Linked DNA regions of Mus musculus: region 2 is linked to region 1. Evidence: chromatin loops called from intact Hi-C (ENCODE). Cell type or tissue: left cerebral cortex. All regions are shown on one strand. Links, peaks and the distances in the headings refer to the core of each region. The heading gives the core; the rest is flanking DNA.

The links. Peaks named below come from ENCODE experiments on the same cell type or tissue, not always from the same donor. Only the 100,000 strongest peaks of a DNase experiment are listed, where the experiment ranks them.
Region 2: a loop joins it to region 1, with 2.4 times the contacts of the local background. A loop is called at or near these places in 2 of 42 quality-filtered maps.

The regions. Positions count from the first base shown.
Region 1 is chr7:68,743,482-68,752,321 of GRCm38, reverse strand. Arrdc4 (arrestin domain containing 4) reads left to right here and starts at 3,084. Exons shown (of 8, transcript NM_001042592.2): 1 at 3,084-3,553; 2 at 7,111-7,177; 3 at 7,393-7,540. The coding sequence starts at 3,256. In left cerebral cortex, for the core only: no CTCF peak of the experiment used is centred there; DNase peaks (open chromatin) are centred at 2,910, 3,771 and 4,050; H3K4me3 peaks cover 1,855 bases; H3K27ac peaks cover 690 bases.
Region 2 is chr7:68,663,710-68,672,549 of GRCm38, reverse strand. No RefSeq gene overlaps it. Among named protein-coding and RNA genes, the nearest start is that of Arrdc4, 81 kb to the left of the region's middle. In left cerebral cortex, for the core only: a CTCF peak has its summit at 5,120 (motif pointing left); DNase peaks (open chromatin) are centred at 5,128 and 6,002.

The sequences.
Region 1 (8,840 bases), core at 362-8,361:
GCCACCAACCAAAGAGCATGCAGGGACTGGATTTAGACTCCCTATACATTGATGTAGATGTGCAGCTTGGTCTTCATGTGGGTCCTCTAACTATTGGAGCAGGGGTCTCTGACCCTGTTGCCTGATATTTGATCCCTGTCCCCTAGCCAGATTGACCAGTTGGGCCTTAGTGGGAGAGGAGGGTCCTGCTGTAACTTGATGTCCCAATGTAGGGTGGGCCCAAAGAGGAGAAGGGGAGGGGGTAATAGTGGAAAGAATTTGTAAGAGTAGGGCATGGAGGAGAGGATGGAGTGGTCCTATGATCAGGATGGAAAGTGAATTAATTAATGAAAAAATAATTCAAACAGCAGAACACCAAAACAATATAATCTTATCAATAAAAGAGCAAATGATTAGTCCTGACACTTCTAAACAGAAATATAAGTGACATACACACATAAGCACATACACATGCAAACACACATCATAAAGTTTTATGTGTGTATTTCTGTGTTATGTGTGTGTGTATACATTACACTAAACTTGACATAACGTTTTATATGTGTGTATACATATGCATGTGTGTGAGAGAGAGAGAGAGCAAGAGTGTGTGTCTATGTATGAACATGTTCATGCCATGCTATGCATGTGGAGGACAGAGGACAGCTCGCAGGAGTAGTTCTTTCCCTCTCACCTGTAGGTCCTGGGCCTCAAAGTCCAGATGGTCCAGCTTTATGGCAAGTGCCTTTACCTGCTGAGTCATCTCACCAGCCCCAAGAACTACATTTGCTAAACTGCTCTTGCTCACACATCCAGGTGCCTATAGTCTAAAATCATTACTGGCACAATCATTGCTGGCACAATGACTCGTGCTTATAAATGCTAGCACTTAGGAGAGAGAGGGGGTCTGGACACCTGAACTACCCATATTTACTTAGTGTAAACCCTGTCTCTAAAACCTAAAGGTTGGAGATGTGGCTTAGTGAGAGAGAGAGCTTGCCTGCTTTGCAAAAAATCTTAGGTTGGATCTCCAAACCTAGTAAAACAAACAAGCAAAAAACAAACAAGCAAAAAACCAAAATCTTGGTCTCTGGTAGCATGGGATGCCATGTCTACAGTTCTGTCCTGGTGCCAGTCTGTGCATGTCAGTGAACTTTCACCTCTTTCCTAGACACTTAATTTTGAGGAGAACATCTCTCCCTGGAGCCAGTGGAAGATCAGTAAGAGGTCCAGCACTATTCATCTGTCTCAAAACCGGTGGTTGTGATCCATCATTCAGTGTTTGTTAACACACATTGATTGAGTATTGCTTGCTTCTGTGTTAGATACAAAAGGTTAAAAAACAATGCATGAGAGCAAAGTCTTTGTCCTCAGTGGGGGCAATAAACACCGTGCAAGTACATGTTTAAGATCAAGCTGTGCTGTGAAGGAAAGGAAGCAGGGACCATTATAGACACTGTGATCAGGAACCCAAGGGTAGTATTTCGGGACCCCCAGGGCTGGATTTATGGCTCTTTTTACTTTCTTTGAGAAGTGTTAAAGAATCTTTGGACACCCTAAAGCCTTACTAAAGTTACAGTGTTCTTTGAGGGTGTGACTCCTGGCAGGTCAACCATGCTGCAGTGGATGGCCTCTGCTCAAATGTATGAGCAGCACAGATAGAGCACCAGTGAGCTCTATGACAGCAAACCACACTTTAAATTAAATCAACAATTTTGAAAAGAGGACGTGAAGTTAGAATATGGAGGTAAGTATGCGTTTGGAAGGAGTTAGGGGAGGAATGGGGGTAGAATATGAGCAAATATACTGCATGCATGCATGGACTTCTTCAAGAATAGAAATATTATACAAATGAATAAATAGATAGATAACAATAAAAATGCCCGTGTTGATCATCTAAACTCAAAAGAGTGCAGTAAAACAACCTATACTTTCAGAGCCTTGGAAAGAAAATATCCTTCAGTTTCAATTTTCAATTATCAAACCTTGATAACAGCTTACGCACTTAGAATTTTAACGAGGGGAAATAAAGGATTACAAATTGATAGACAAATAATTACACATATTTAAATATTCTAGATACCAAAAGGCTATCTAGAACGGTGTGAATTAAAAAGAAACCAGCAAGAAGAGCTGTGGGTTTGGGGAACAAGTCACGGAGACAGCTGGGCATGTTCTAGGACTATGATCCCGGGGTTACGAAATCCTTTTGGGTGGGGCACTTGTGTGTCAAGTATCGATCTTTTTTTCCAGACATAATATTTGCACACTTTACAACTTATGCATGTATATAACGACCAAATAGAGTATTATTCAGTCAATAATGGAGTCCTTCTGTTTGCATCAGCACCAATAAGTGGCAGGTGCTGTTTTAAAACCACGACCTTATTTAGAGGCAGAAGAACCAGAGACGGAGTCTGGCTGGACTTCAGCAACCAGGAACAGAACTTCTCAGGACAAAAGCACTAAGAATCACAGCATTCTTCCAAGACATTGGCTCTCAGCTAGTACAGGAATTCTGTCTGAGACCCAAAGAGGTGTGGCTCAGAATCATGAAAGTTAGCAGATTCTGATATCTGCTTTAAAGTTCCAAGGCAGCCAGCATAAAGCGAGACTCCTGAGTTCCATTTTCCAAGAAACCTTTTGCTGGGCACTCTGCAGAAGTAATCTTAAACTGGGCCTGCTGCAGCCACAAGTTCATGTTCTAGTACAAACTACTCTAGCCTCTCTGAGCTGGAAAGCCCGCCCCCACTATAACCATAGCAACGCTGACACCAATGCGCCGGTGAGCCGGGAACCGCCCCCTCCCTAACAGATATTGTTTCCCATCCTCTGTCCACATGGGCGCACTGCCTCACTATTGGTCTGTGGCCCAGGACTGTGCCTTGCTCCCACCAATAAAGGTCCTGTGCACGTGCACTATGGTGTCTCCCGATTGGTGAAGCCCTCCTGATCACGCACCACCGTCCTGCTCAGCCTGGTGTGGGGGCGCCAATGAAATGACTAAGTGGCCATGTACAGCCAATGGGAAAGAAGCAGGTTTCGCGACTGGCCAATGGCAGTGCTCTGTAGGCGGGCCGTGTCAGCCCCTTTCCAGTCCCAGTGGGGTGTGTTAAAGAGACAGGGCCCCAGTGCGGGTGTTTCACCCGGCTGGGCGCTGTGGCCGTAGTGGCCCTGGGTGTGCGGCCGGCGCCCGTGACAGCAGCGTCGCGGAGCCGGCTACCCCGACCTGGGGCCACTGCGGATCTTGGTGGCAGAGCCGCATCGCCTGGCGGAATGGGAGGCGAGGCGGGAGCCGATGGTCCTCGGGGCCGTGTCAAGAGCTTGGGGCTAGTGTTCGAAGATGAGAGCAAGGGCTGCTACTCAAGCGGCGAGACAGTGGCCGGGCACGTGCTGCTGGAGGCGGCAGAGCCGGTGGCCCTGCGCGGACTGCGCCTGGAGGCCCAGGGCCGTGCCACCTCTGCCTGGGGCCCGAGCGCTGGGGCCAGGGTCTGCATCGGTGGGGGCTCTCCCGCAGCCTCCTCAGAAGTGGAATACTTGAACCTGCGGTTGAGTCTGCTGGAGGCCCCAGCTGGTGAGCTTGGAGATCCCCAGGGAGGGGGGCGGGAAGGGGCGCGTCCCTGGGTGCTGGGTGGCACTGAGGGAAGCTTCTGGAAGGGGAGTCATCTGCTGTCACGGGGGAAGGGCAGGAGGCCAAGCCTGTGCCCCTACCTGGCTTCTAGGAGGAGGCCAGACCCTTTTGTGTTGGTGTGTACCTTTGAACTTAGCTTCCTGCGATCTTCTAGTAACCTATTACAGAATCGTTGCCATGGAAACCCGCCATCTGACTGTCTGGGTTCTAGGTCCTTCCTCACCTGGAGGCATGGAAGGTGGAATTGGTGACATTCTGTTATGTGGTGCCCAGAGTTTGATGGCCTGCTGCTCCTGCCTGTCCTGGCCCTAGACACTCCCGGGTTCATGATGATTTACAGAAAACTAAATCTTGGGAAAAGGGAAGTGGTACTTGGGTAGTTCGAGAGAAGTGTCTCCTCACTGGGGAACATGAATCTCACTAAGAGCCATCCATTGCTGTAGCTCCCCTTCCTCTTACCTCTCCCCATTCAGAAAGGCCTTTGCAGACAATGCCTGCCATCTGGGCCATTTCTGACTTTTCCAGAAGTGCCCATGCATATGTATGTTGGGTTCATGTGATTGCATTTCATCATGAAAATGCTAGTAACCGTGAGTCAGTCTTCTCTCAGTGGAAACTATTGTAAACTTCTATCTGTCTGCCTCATCATCTTGGACCTATCAAATGCCTTAAGCTTACTACCTAGTGCATCGTATCCTCCTGTGGAGAAGTACAATGGTGTCCAGATAAATCCTCAAATATGTGCCTAACGAGAGCTGTATTTTGGATAATGGGGTGTGGCAGGTGAGAGCTCTACCTGCTTTAATGTCCTTTCCTCACTGTGGATTCCAGGAGTCTTTTCTCCCAGTGATTAATAACCAACAAGGATGTTAAAGGTGGCTGACTGGAGGGAAGGCCGTGGCAGCGAGAGGTAACCAGGTTTCTGTTTAAGATTCGGCCCCTGCGCCTGTAAGGATGAGAACTGAACGCTGCTTTGGTAACATCTGGGCTAACAAATAGGTTTTGACTCACAAGTAAGATCTTGTTGCTTTGTTCTAATGAAACAGCTACATCTAGACAGCTGCCAGTTTTCCTAGAATGTGTTAGCAATGGTTATAGTTTGCTTAAAGTCAGCTTTTATTTAAGGAGTGGGGGAACATTTCCCCCACATACTTACAACTTGGAAGAACTTAGCAACTTGACACAGATTCTCAGGGTCATTAACTTCATAAACTAGTTATCATTCAATGACCTAGGGTGATCTTTTTTTTTTTTAAATAACTGTTGACCCCTAGGATCTATTTTAAACTGTTGGATCTATGTTTTAAAAATCTTCCCAGAATATTCTTTAAAATTATTATTCTTATTGAGCCACTTACTATCATTGTGCCTGAACCACTTCAAGTCCTTATGAAAAAAGATCGTGATAGAAAGACCTAGACACCTCGGCCGAAGAGATGGCTCAGCCATTAAAGGCTAGGCTCATAGCCAAGGATATAAGAAAGTCCCAGGGACCAAAGCAGAGAATTAGCTTCAGTTCATAGGCACCCACCAGAGTGTGACCTTACACAGCCCCTCTCGTCCCCTCTACAATGTTTCTAGATCCCAGGGCTCATGAAAAGGTTTCATGAAAAGCTCTGGTTGGAAGGGCTTTGGTGGATAAAGCAGCTTCCTTTAACATTGTAGCCCTCAGTGGACAGGTGGAAACAGTGAGAGCCATAAAACAGAAGCAGAAATGGCCACACCTTACATCTTCTGAATGTTTCTAATTAAACATAAAAATTAAAAAGAGAAAGAAACCTTTTTACTCGGTATTACAGCGTTTGTCCGTTTCCTCAAATTGGTTTTCTCATTTGAAGTCCTGTAAGGCCTGGGTTGGCTTGCTTCTTGAGGGGCTCTTCATCTCTCTTGATCACTTTTTAGTATGCTAGCAACTCTACATGCCCGTTCCCTTCATCCAAACTCTACCCGCTCATCTGTATTCTGGTCCTCAGCTCCCAGGCCCACCATGAAGTCTCAGGACTTCAGGACTCTGTAGTCTTTACTTGATGCAGATATCCATTCCCCTTTCCTCCAATTGTTCTTTTGAGGACCGAAGTATTCATCCTCATTATCACCCGAGCTTGCCATTTAAGTCCAGTAAATCCACACTGCTAAACATTTGTGTGCACTTTGTCATGTGTCACATGGCGATCACACTCTATCTCAGCTCTGCGGGCCTAATGAGCCCCTTGGAAGCGATAAGGTACAGAAGTGTCCCTTGACTCCAGGCCTCTAGCTCTGCTGAGACCCTCCTGAGGCTTGTGTGGCCGTCCACTCCTGCACGTAGGGAGCCTCTGGGATGCACACTGCATCACACCATGTAATCTGAACCTGTGTTCTTCTGACTAGTTATTGTTCACGTTGCCTTCAGGTCACCAGCCTGTGATGTCTTTCTTTACAAAGTGGACCCGAGTTCCTTGTTTCTCCTTAATGTGAAAAGTAGAGAGAAAGGTTTAGGAGACTCGTTGAGTCAGTGATGCATTCTTATTCTCTAAAGGCACAGGACTGAAATACTGCGTTGTTGATAAGTCAACCAAAGAAACCCATCTTGTTAATGGTTTTGACCACATAAAGTAGAAACAAATTCAGGTAGCAAGACAAATTCCGGATCAAGTTGTCTGCCATCTTTTCTCATCGGATTACCTCCACCCATAATGTATAGCTTTTATGATCTTGAAGGGAAAGTCTGTCACATGCCATAGGGAGCCACTGACCAGAGTGGCAGCCACGGGCTCCACTCTGAATCCACATTAAACAGATTGACTATGGAGATTCATCATAGCTTCTGCTGGTGCTTCTGGTCTTACGCCATCCATTCCTGGACTTTGGCCATTGTTCAGTAACAAATCCGTGCATGAAGTTGAAGGATGCTATCAGGAACAGGAGAAGGGAAACCCCATCACTCTCAGTAGAGCTAACGGGTGAAGAGCTGGCCCTTGCTACTTTGGCTGTTTTGTTTATAACTATTACTAACACTGTTAACAAGTTTTCTACCTCTGTTCAAAGAATACATAGAATGAATATTGTAGTGTAACTAAAGACATGTAACTTGTCAATTTGTTGTAGGTACAATTTAATGTTGATATCTCATGTTAGTAAAATTAATGTATGTGTGTATACATGTGTCTGTATATGCACATATACTGTATTTATTTATATATTATATATTACAATACAATATATATATATATCATATGTACATTTTACACACGCACACGAACTTTTGGCCCTAGATAATACTTTATGATAATTGTATAATTGGTCATTTTGTAGATAAAAGGGGTGTGTGTGTGTGTGTGTGTGTGTGTGTGTGTGTGTGTTGTTTCTTGGTAAAAGACAAATTCTAATTTAATTCTCTCAGTCTGCTTAATGTACTTAGAGTGTATTGGCAGGAAAACCACCTTTTAAAAATGGCTTAGATTGTGAGAACTCGTGATTTACTGCTGGCCTTCGTTAAAATGCAGTATGGTCTTTTTCAGGTGAAGGTGTCACCTTGTTACAACCAGGAAAACACGAGTTTCCCTTTCGCTTTCAGCTTCCGTCTGAGTAAGTGATGCTATGTTTTCCATTTCCTCCCCCTGCCTTACATCCATTATTTGAGCACCCGGTGTTCCCCAACACTGAAGTGTGTGTGCCAATCTGTGGGACCCTCCCTGTGCTTATTGTTCTTTTCCTCCTTAGCCCACATTTTAACGGGTGCTTTTCCTGGCTCTGAATAGCTGAAAATAAGCTCATAGAGCAATATCTTTGGTTTATTTCAGACCTTTGGCAACATCGTTTACTGGGAAGTATGGCAGTATTCAGTACTGTGTGAGGGCTGTTTTGGAACGACCCCAAGTTCCAGATCAGAGCGTCAGACGAGAGCTCCAGGTTGTCAGTCACGTGGATGTCAACACACCGCCCTTATTGGTAAGCTCTGCCCTTCCCTCCTTTCAATAATGATGCCTGCATTTAGTCACTGTCCGCCAGTTCAGGAAGCACAATGCAACCCATAGGCGTTCCCTATAAAGATATGATTCTAGGTTGGGCAAATTACAAATTGTGTGTATTAATGCTATTGATTATATCCCTGCTGTTCAGGGCTGCTTTTGCCAAAAAGTTACACAGGCTTGAAATGCATTAATGAGCCTTAATAACAATAATGCAAAGAAGAGAGGGGTTACTTTACCAGCACGGCCATATTCTCAGGACTGTGGCATTCTAAACTCTCCAATAATAGCAGGTTGAGGAGCAGTAATTACGAAAGAGTATTAATCACACTCAGCCTATTATTGAAGCCCAGGCCATTATGCTATGTATCCCTCCATTCTGCATGTCATTTTCTAACATTAAGTAAGTGTGTGCAGCTGCTGCCACAGCCCTTTCACTTACCATTCCTTATGACAGATTTGGCCACATTAAGGCATTGAACTTCTAATAATCATCAGGAATACTGTAGGCTGGTAAGGAGGATCAGGCTATAAGGAACAACAGAATAGGCAAGATGGGGACTAATGAGCTACATTCTTTTATCTGCACCCATATTATCAAAATAATATAAAATTATACCTTCTACTTTCATGAAAGCTGCTAGGACCAAATGGGTCTTCATTTAAATATGAATGAATGGTGTTATTTTTTACTTCATAGATAATAATGCTGGGATCACTTAAACTTCCCATCGTCCCATCAAGACACTGATGTGGGAAAGATGTGGGTTTTACGATTAGATGTTTCTTTTTCTAACTAATATTTTTAAAGACAAGGGAAAAGCTGGGAGCTAAAAGTTTGTTAGTTCTTATTTTCACAAGAAGTAGAATAACTGTGATGACAGATGAAAGACGTGCATGCATGGGTTAGGCAGCTCCCTGCTCCCTGCTCCTCGCTCCTCCCTGCTCCCTGCTCCCTGGCACAGGCCCCCTTGAACGGCTTCTTAAAATCCCATTTGGAAAAGCAGTGGCATTAGTAGCTTATATCTTTTTAAGCTTGTGTAGAGTTTTAAAACTGTCTCTAAAATTGCCACAGTTTTTACAGAAAATCACTTATTGAGGTTTGCTTTTTGTCAAAAAGAGATACTTGACTTTAGTATAACATCTAAAATAAATGAATAATAAAAGCTAGCCTGCCGCCGCATTTTATAGAAAGCTTGAAGTTTTGTGACCAGAACAGCTGAGTTGTTTTGCTCACTTTGAAGAGTAGAATCCTATAGTGGGCGGGAATGGGCTTCCCC
Region 2 (8,840 bases), core at 463-8,462, 80 kb after region 1:
AGTTAGTGGGGGCCATGCTTATTCAAACTACTATATACTCCTCTCTACCTCTGGTAATTTTCTTGCTTTGTTGTCTTTTTTTATCCAATATTTATACAGCCAGTTCTTCTTCCTTAAAAGTATTTATATTATTTTCTTTTTGTCAACTTTTTACTTTTAAAATATCCATGAATTATTTTGGTAGTGAATTCCTTATAAACATCATACAGTTCGGAACTTTATTTCAAAATTCATACTGTCAACTTCTTTTAGTTTAAATGTTTACATAATCTGCATTTAACATGATTTTTGATACATTGTAGCTGAAATATACCTGTGTGTGGGTGTGTTTATATTCTGTTCATTAGCCCTCTTGATTTTTCTCTCCTTTCCCTCAATGAATTGGTATGGTGTGTTTATTAAAGCATCATAGCAGTTTGGAGAGAAAAGGATTTTTTTTTCCGAGACAGGGTTTCTCTGTGTAGCCTTGGCTGTCCTGGAACTCACTCTGTAGACCAGGCTGGCCTCAAACTCAGAGATCAGCCTACCTCTGCCTCCCAAGTGCTGGGATTAAAGGCATGTGGCACCACGCCCGGCACATTAATTCTTTTTTGTTTGTTTGTTCTTTGTTTGTTTGTTTTTGTTTTTGGAGACAGGGTTTCTCTATATAGCCCTGCCTGCCCTGGAACTCACTCTGTAGACCAGGCTGGCCTCAAACTCAGAAATCTGCCTGCCTCTGCCTCCCGAGTGCTGGGATTACAGGCGTGTTCCACCACGCCCGAGAAAAGGATTTATCTCCTTCATATTTCCATATAACAGTTCATCATCAAAAACAGTGAAGGAAGGAACTTGAGGATAGGAACCTGGAAGCAGGAACTGATACAGAGGCCATGGAGGGATGCTGCTTACTAGCTTGCTCATTATGGCTTATACAGCCTGCTTTCTTATAGAACTCACAAGCACCAGCCCAGGGATGACATCACCCACAACTGACTGGCCCCTCACTCATCAACTACTAAAAAGAAAATGCCCTACACGCTTGCTTACAGCCCAATCTTATGGAAACATTTGCTTAATTCTGTCTTCTCAGATGACTCAAGTTGACATAACACTATCACAAATGAATTACTCAAACATTTTTTGAAATTCAAATTTTGTTTAGCCATTGTGGGTTCAATATATATATATACTTTAATAGCTTTTTAGTGTTTTCTGTAGGTGTTGTGTGTGTATATATATATATACTTTAATAGCTTTTTAGTGTTTTCTGTAGGTGTTTTGTGTGTGTGTATATATATATATATACATATATATATATATATATATATATATGAATGATAGATATAGATAGTATAGCTTAATTCAGTTGTTTTATCAATTATAATCAAACCTATAAAACTCACTTCCCTTTAAAGTCTGCGTATCTGTGTTGTGACTAGGGCATTCTGCAAAGAGAGGACCTCAAACAAGAAAATGCCCCTATTGGATGCCTTGCAGGCAAGTCTGTAGAGCATTTTTTTTAATTAACTGATGTGGGAGGGCCTGCCCACTGTGGGCAGTGTCACCCCTAGGCTGGTGGTTCTGCGCTGTATAAAAAAGCAAGCTGTGCAAGCCACAAGGAGCAAGCCAGTAAGCAGCACCCTTCTACGGCCTTGGCACTAGCACTGCCTCCAGGTTCCTGCCCTGCTTGAGTTCCTGCACCATGACTCCCATTAGTGACAGAGTGTGACCTAAGGGTTGTAAGATGAAATAAACATTTTCCTCACCAACTTTCCTTTGGTCATGGTATCTTACCATAGTAATAGAAACTCTAACTAAGATGACTGTTTTTAATTTATTTTTAAAGATTTTTTTCTTCATACTTTTAGAAATTTTTCAGACAATGCAATAGCTTGTTTTAAGTAACAAACATGATTTATAAACTTCAAGAGAAAGAAAGTTTACAATATGTACCCATAGTTCCCCATGGCATTTTATCTTCTTTCCTAGTATTTCAAGACTTTTTTTTTAATTTCCATTCTGCTTAGAGAATTTATTTTAGCCATTTCGTGAGAGTAGGTTGGCTAAGGATAAATTTGGTTTATTTTCTTGTTCTTAAAATGTGTTGAGTACATTCCTGAAAGATTGTTTTGGCAAAGTATAGAATCCCACATTGATGAGTTGATTTTTCCCCATTCTTAGCACTTCTGTTGTTTCTGATGATAGCCTTAGCCATTTTAATGTTCTTCCCCTGTAAAATGTATGGCTTCTTTCTTGCAATTTCCATATCTTTTTTCCTTTCAGTTTTTAGAAGGCTAATTATCACATCTTGGTATTTTTTTGAGGGTGTGTGTCATATACTTTGAAATGTTTTTTTCTCAGGTTTCGGATCTATAAAATTATGTCTCTTGCCAAATTCAGGGTATTCAGCCATTTTTCTAAGAATACTTTTTCTTCTTTGTTTTTGTTTTTTCACAAAATAGTTTCTCTGTGTAGCACTTGCTGTTCTGGGACTCACTCTGTAGACCAGGCTGGCCTCAAACTCAGAGATCCATCTGCATCTGCTTGTGATTACAAATTTGTACCACCACTGTCCAGCCAAAATACTCTTCCAAGTTTTCCCTCTTTGTCTCCCCTTTCCTGGGCTTCTAGAACACAGACAATTGATATTTTTCAGACTCCCATAGGTCTTAGATATTTTTTTGTTATTATACTAATTGGATAATTTCACTTATTCTTTCTTCAATTGCCCTTATTTCTCCCCACCCCCACCATTGCTCGGCGCACTCTACCCACTGGTGCTCCCATCAGGTTCTTCAGTTTCCCAAGATGCATCTTTCAATCTGGGCTTCTGTGTGTTCTTTATTTGTCAAGGTTTTGCCTGCATTCATTATGAACATATCTGTCCCCACTCAGTAAGATTGCCTATACTAAATAATCTTCGTGAGAAGCTCTTTATGTCTCTGCCACCTTGATGTTGGCATTGATTGCATTTTTCATTTGGGTTGAAGTAGTTCTAGTTTACTGAATGACACGTGTTATTCCCCTGAATGCATTTTGTGTTCGGTTTTGAGACGATGTTTTATTTTAATCGTATGCTTTTGCTAGCCTTCATTCAAACCTCTCTGGCAAGGACAGAGTTGGTTCTTATAACTTGCAGAAAGGCATAGAAATACCAGTTCTCCCCTTGATCTTTGTAACATTCAAGGAAGAGAGGATTCCTTACTACTCCTGGATGGAGGTGGAGCTTCATCTCCCTCCATGGTTTCTACTGGCACAGCAGTGAGCTGGGGAGCCATTACCAGCAGGTGTAAAAGTCCTACCTTTTCCTCCTTGCTGTACCAGACGGGGCTGTTGGGTTATCCCATTACAGCTTTACAAGGATGAGACTTAATTCCCAACTTTGGCTGGTGTGCTTAATAGTGAAGCTATAGGTGATGCCATGATATTTTGGCAGAGCAGGTCAGTTGCTGTACAAAAGTTCCCTGTGAACTACAGAAAGGAAGCTCTTCCTGGGGCTCTTTCTATCCACGTCCCTTTGCATTTCCAAATTACTGGCTTCTTTAACTCCTAATAAGAGGTAAATGTTGCAAAACAAAATTCCAGGAAATTCAGTTGTATGCCATTCCTTGGGTCCTGAGAACCTTAGTTATGCATTTTCACTACCTTTCAGAATCATTTATATCATTTTTCCTTAAATGAGCAACACCTATTAGAAGGTTAGGAGACACTTACCTGCTCTGTCTTTCCCTCTGCCATCATGGCCTTAACAGAAAAGACACTGAAAGAGCTACTTGAGGGACTTTTTGTATCTACGTGAACTTGTTCTGTTTTACAAACAGAAATACAGGTTAGTTAGGTAGAACCTTCATTCTGGTTACACATCTGCCAAGCTGTTAGGAGCAACTCAGCTGAAGCCAGAGGTATGTTCAGCCAGGATTCTATCATCTTTATTTATTTTATTTGGTTTTTATTTAGTTCGTGTGTATACACATGGGGGGAGGCATATGCTACTGTGTGTCCAATGGAAGCCCGAGAAGGCTGTCAGCTGTCCTTGTCCTCTGGTTTTGGTTTTGGTTTTTCTTGATGGCAGTTTCCACTCCCCTCGGTGCCGTGGCTACAGGTGTAAGACGTTGGGGGTTACAGGTGTGAGACGGTCTGTCAGAATGGTTATGTGAGTGATGAGATCCAAATTTGGGTCCTAGGACTTGCAGTGTGAACACTCCTAACCACTGAGCCAGCTCTTCTATTATCTGTACATCGCACACTAAAGGGCTCCTTGACCAACAGACAGATCTGTGAGGTGACTGAAATCCCCGTGTTAACCTCAGCACTTCCTGTGAGGGCAAGCTAAGGTCATCTGATTCCTTGGGACCCACATTCAAGCAGCCTGGCCAAGTAGCAACATGTCTACACTCGGGCTTAGCTGACACTGAGAAGAGTATTTTTGTGGGCAGCAGCAGGGGGTGATGACTAGACAGAAAAGAAACCAATTGTTTATTTACACAGACTAAAAGAAAAATTGCCTGGACTTGCTTGCTTCCTCTGATGCTAAAACCCTGGCATTTGTGGTTCTTCTTAATGGTCACATATTGTGAGGGCAAAAAAACACTGAGAGACTGTGGGCTGGAAGGGAAGGGGAGAACACTTGATCTCATTCCATTTCTGACCCCAAATTCCCAGTATCGGAGTGAAGCCCTCTTGGGTAATTCTAAGCTAACCACAAGCATAAGACGTAACGAATGTTGCAAGGCTGTATTTCTCAACAGCCCTTTCCAAAATGACTGTGATGTCTTGTTAAAGTGAGCGTTTAAACCCCTTTCTGCATCAATTCAAACAAGACAATAAGCCAATCCTTTGAAGAAAGTTGCTTCCTCTCAAAGAAAGGCTTTCAAGGGGCCAAAGGTAAGATGCTAAGACAACTTGATCCTTCTTCTTAGCCCCAGAGAATTACTGAGCTGAGAGAAACTGAGGGATGATCTTAATTCCAAGTGCAGGGGAGGGAAAAACAGCAGGAATGCCTTTGTTATATGCACACCTAATCTTCACACACTTATGATGTGGTATTCCTTTTTTTCTTGCCATTACTTCCTGTCCCTGTCCAGTGGATAACTGGGTCTAACCTCACAACTTCCAGAAAGTCAGCAGAACACAGGCAGCGCCCTCCTGTGGAGCCTTGTGAAATGTGTTCCTCCAGGTAGATGAGATCCTCAGATAAAGCAGCGCTGTCCTGAAACACACACACACAACAACAACAGTTCTGGAGTTGGACCAGGAGCAGGGGCCGGGAGTGTAAGGGGGGAGGGGGGTCGCACAGAGCAGGACTTCCTATGTTCTCTAAACAGGGCAGGTAGGTGAAAGGATACCTGAGCATTACTCTAGGCACATGGTCCTGCAGGCACATTAGGGAAACCCCTCATTCTAAGCTTGGAAGAGCAGGTTCTGCAGAGGGAGTCCCGGTGTGGCACAGCTCCGTGTCTTTCATTGAGCCCAGAGTCCTGGTCTGATTTTAGAAGGGATGTTCTTAAAAGAGATAGCAGGATGAGGAATTTGTGTCGAGAGTACTAGTTTAGAAAGCGCAAGAATCTATGCTGCCCCCCCCCCTCCTATCTCGGGTTTGTAGTCAGTGGTTCACACTCTTGGAGACTTCACAGTGTGCGCTTGTTGACCTGACAGTGTCCTTTATAATGAAGAAGGCCAAATTCTCAGAATCTGTGACTTCGTTAGGTCCCACAGCCAAGTGACAGCAGGCAAATCTGACTCCACATCCAAAAGCCCCCCCGACTCGCTCTGTTTTCTGTCAAGGCGAATCCCTGACAAAACAGTTCTTGTAAAGCTCCATGAAAGGACAAGAGTAAAGGGACTCGCCAGGTTGTCACCTTTCCTCCTTCAAAACTAGCTGCACCTTTTGAGCCCTCACTGCTTCCTCCTGAAAGAGAGGGGGAACAGTGTCTCTTTAACAGTCTGCTCCTCGCCTCTGCTCATTTCAACTCATATGCATTTGCATGTGAAAATTACCTTCCTGCGATCCCGAATTGATGTTCGCATGTGCTAGAAGAGAAGCCTCTTTCTTTGAAGCTTGAGAAGACATTGCTATGAAAAATAATTATCGTTTCCATCCTGATACTCACCCTGTGGCCTCTTGTACCTCACACATCGGAGCGAGCCGACAAGAAACCACACACCCCAGCAAGCACTCATTTTATTTCAAGCATGGGCCTTCTGAAACAAGCGGGTATTGCTTACCTCTGACTTCCTCTGATAAAACCTACACCCTGAAACTTGATTTCTCATGTTTTTCTGTCTCGTGTCATTTTCTGATATCTGCTGTAATCTGATTTCCTAGTGTACAGATTTATTTTGTAGGCACTGGGGGTGCAGAGCACGTCCTCTCTTTGTATGGATACAAGAATATCTTGAAGCCGAATGAACAGGGATGGGAAAACTTAGCTGAAGTTAATAACAGAGGTCTTCTGCCAGCATTCAGTCTCACTCTCTGCCTCCCTGATAGCAAGGACCAGTGTGCATGCTTCAGCAGCATCCTGGAGATTGATCTCTCTTCCCCCGACCCTCCACGCATACACTGGTGTCTACTCAACTTCACCCAGGTAAACAGGAGGGTAGGGGGCTGACTCACTTTCAGTCTGCCTGTGGTGATGATAGCAAGGGTGACAAATCTATCACATGATCCCCATTCTCAGAATGGCTTTCAACTTTATCAGTACATAGCTTCAGATTAATCTCATCAAGAAACACACTAGATATAGATGGGCATTTCCATTTGAAATATGAGAAACGCAAAGAGTGTTTTCTCCAGGTTCACAGCAGGCATGGTATAAAGGCACAGTTTTGGCAAACTCCCTTTGGGATCATGTCCTTAGAGTCTGTATGGGGATATTCATACATTCATACTTCAGTTCTTTCCTTCTTCCTCTTCCTCCTCCTCTCCCTCCTCTTCCTCTTTCTCCTCCTCTCCTTCTTCCTCCTCTTCCTCTTCATCCTCCTCCTCCTTGGTTTGTTTATTTGTTTTACAAGACAGGGTTTCTCTGTGTAGCCCTTGCTGTCCTGGAACTCACTCTGTAGACCAAGCAAGCATTGAACTGAGAGATGTTCCTGCCTCTGCCTGCCAGTGCTAAAATTAAAGGCGTGCACCACTACCACCAGGCTTAACCCACACTCTCTAATGCAGATTCCAAGGTGCTGAAGATGTTACCATCTCCCTTTCTGCATGGCTCTCTGAAAGTTCCAGGACACTGAATGGGGGAATTAGCTCTGCCACTGAGGCTGCACCACTGTTAAGCAGAGGCAGCTTGAATCACACTGTGTGGAAAGTCACTGCTGCCACCCTCCTAACTCACTTAAAAGGGACAGACTGAGGAGTCACACCCTGATGTGCCTTCATAGTGAACAAAGCTCTTAGCATCTAGAAAATGTAGCCAACAGCCCCTCAGCCACAGTAAATACAGTCACACACTTTTTTTTATTATTAATTCTTTTTTCTTTTTCTTTTTTTATTAGATATTGTATTTGTTTACATTTCAAATGCTATCCCCTTCCCTAGTTTCCTCTCTGAAAGTCCCCTATACCCTCCCCCTGCCCTGCTTCCCCACCCACCCACTCCAACTTCCTGGCCCTGGCATTCCCCTGTACTGAGGATTATAATCTTCACAAGACCAAAGGCCTCTCCTCCCAGTGATGGCAGACTAGGCCATCCTCTGCTACTTATGCAACTAGAGACACAAGATCTGGGGGGTACTGGTTAGTTCATATTGTTGTTCCTCCTATAGGGTTGCAGACCCCTTTAGCTCCTTGGGTACTTTCTCTAGCTCCTTCATTGGGGCCCTATGTTCCATCCAATAGATGACTGTGAGCATCCACTTCTGTTCACACACTTTTTAATGAGGTTTCATATCTTCTGAATATCAGATACTTATATTATGATATACACTGGTAGCAAAATTACAGCTATGAAGTAGCAATGAAACAATTTCATCATTGGGAGTCACTACAACATGAGGAACTGTATTAAAGGGTCACAGCATTAGGAAGGTTGAGAACCACTGGTCTAGATGCTATAGCCATGCCAATAATACTAAACAGAGAACTGAGGCAGAGACCAGTTCATGGCTTGTTCTCCATGACGCTCAGCTTGCTTTCTTATAATACCCAGAACCATCTACCCAGGAATGGTACCACCCACAGTGAGCTGATTTCCTCCTACATCTGTCATCGATTAAAACGATGCACCACAGGCTTGCCCACAGGCCAATCTGGTGGGGACATTTTCTCAATTGAGAGACCATCCTTCCAAATAACTCTAGCTTGTGTCACATTGGCATAAAAACTAGTCAGCACCGTGGAGATGCTGCTTGTAACCCAGGAAATAAACTAAGGCTTGGAGACATCATAAATAGGGAGACTGGTTCCACTCCTCATTTTCCATCAGGTCAGCCATACTGCTCTGTATCTGTTTTACAGATAAGCTTTTGGCCCTCAAAGTAGTACCACTGTGGTCACTAAAAAGGGAAAGATTGGAGCCCAGAGAAGTCGCATGATATGCTCAAGGTTATTACTCAGGACATTGGCAGGACTGAGTCCCATACTCAGGGTTTCTGGTGTTAAGTTCAGAGTTGTCTACTACTTATGCAAACACCAAGACAATATGGCAACCCCCCTAGAAAACACCAGGTAATCACTGATATAAGCATGTACTTTGTACATTTGCCACACCCACAGAATAACTAACATACAGACAAATATGCTAAGTATGGTACGTCAAAGAAGGAAATTGCCTACCTACCTGGATGTTAATTTGGCCAAGTATCCATGTGGTAAGTATATTTAAGGCCTGCACATCAATGATTTTCAATGATGGACTATGC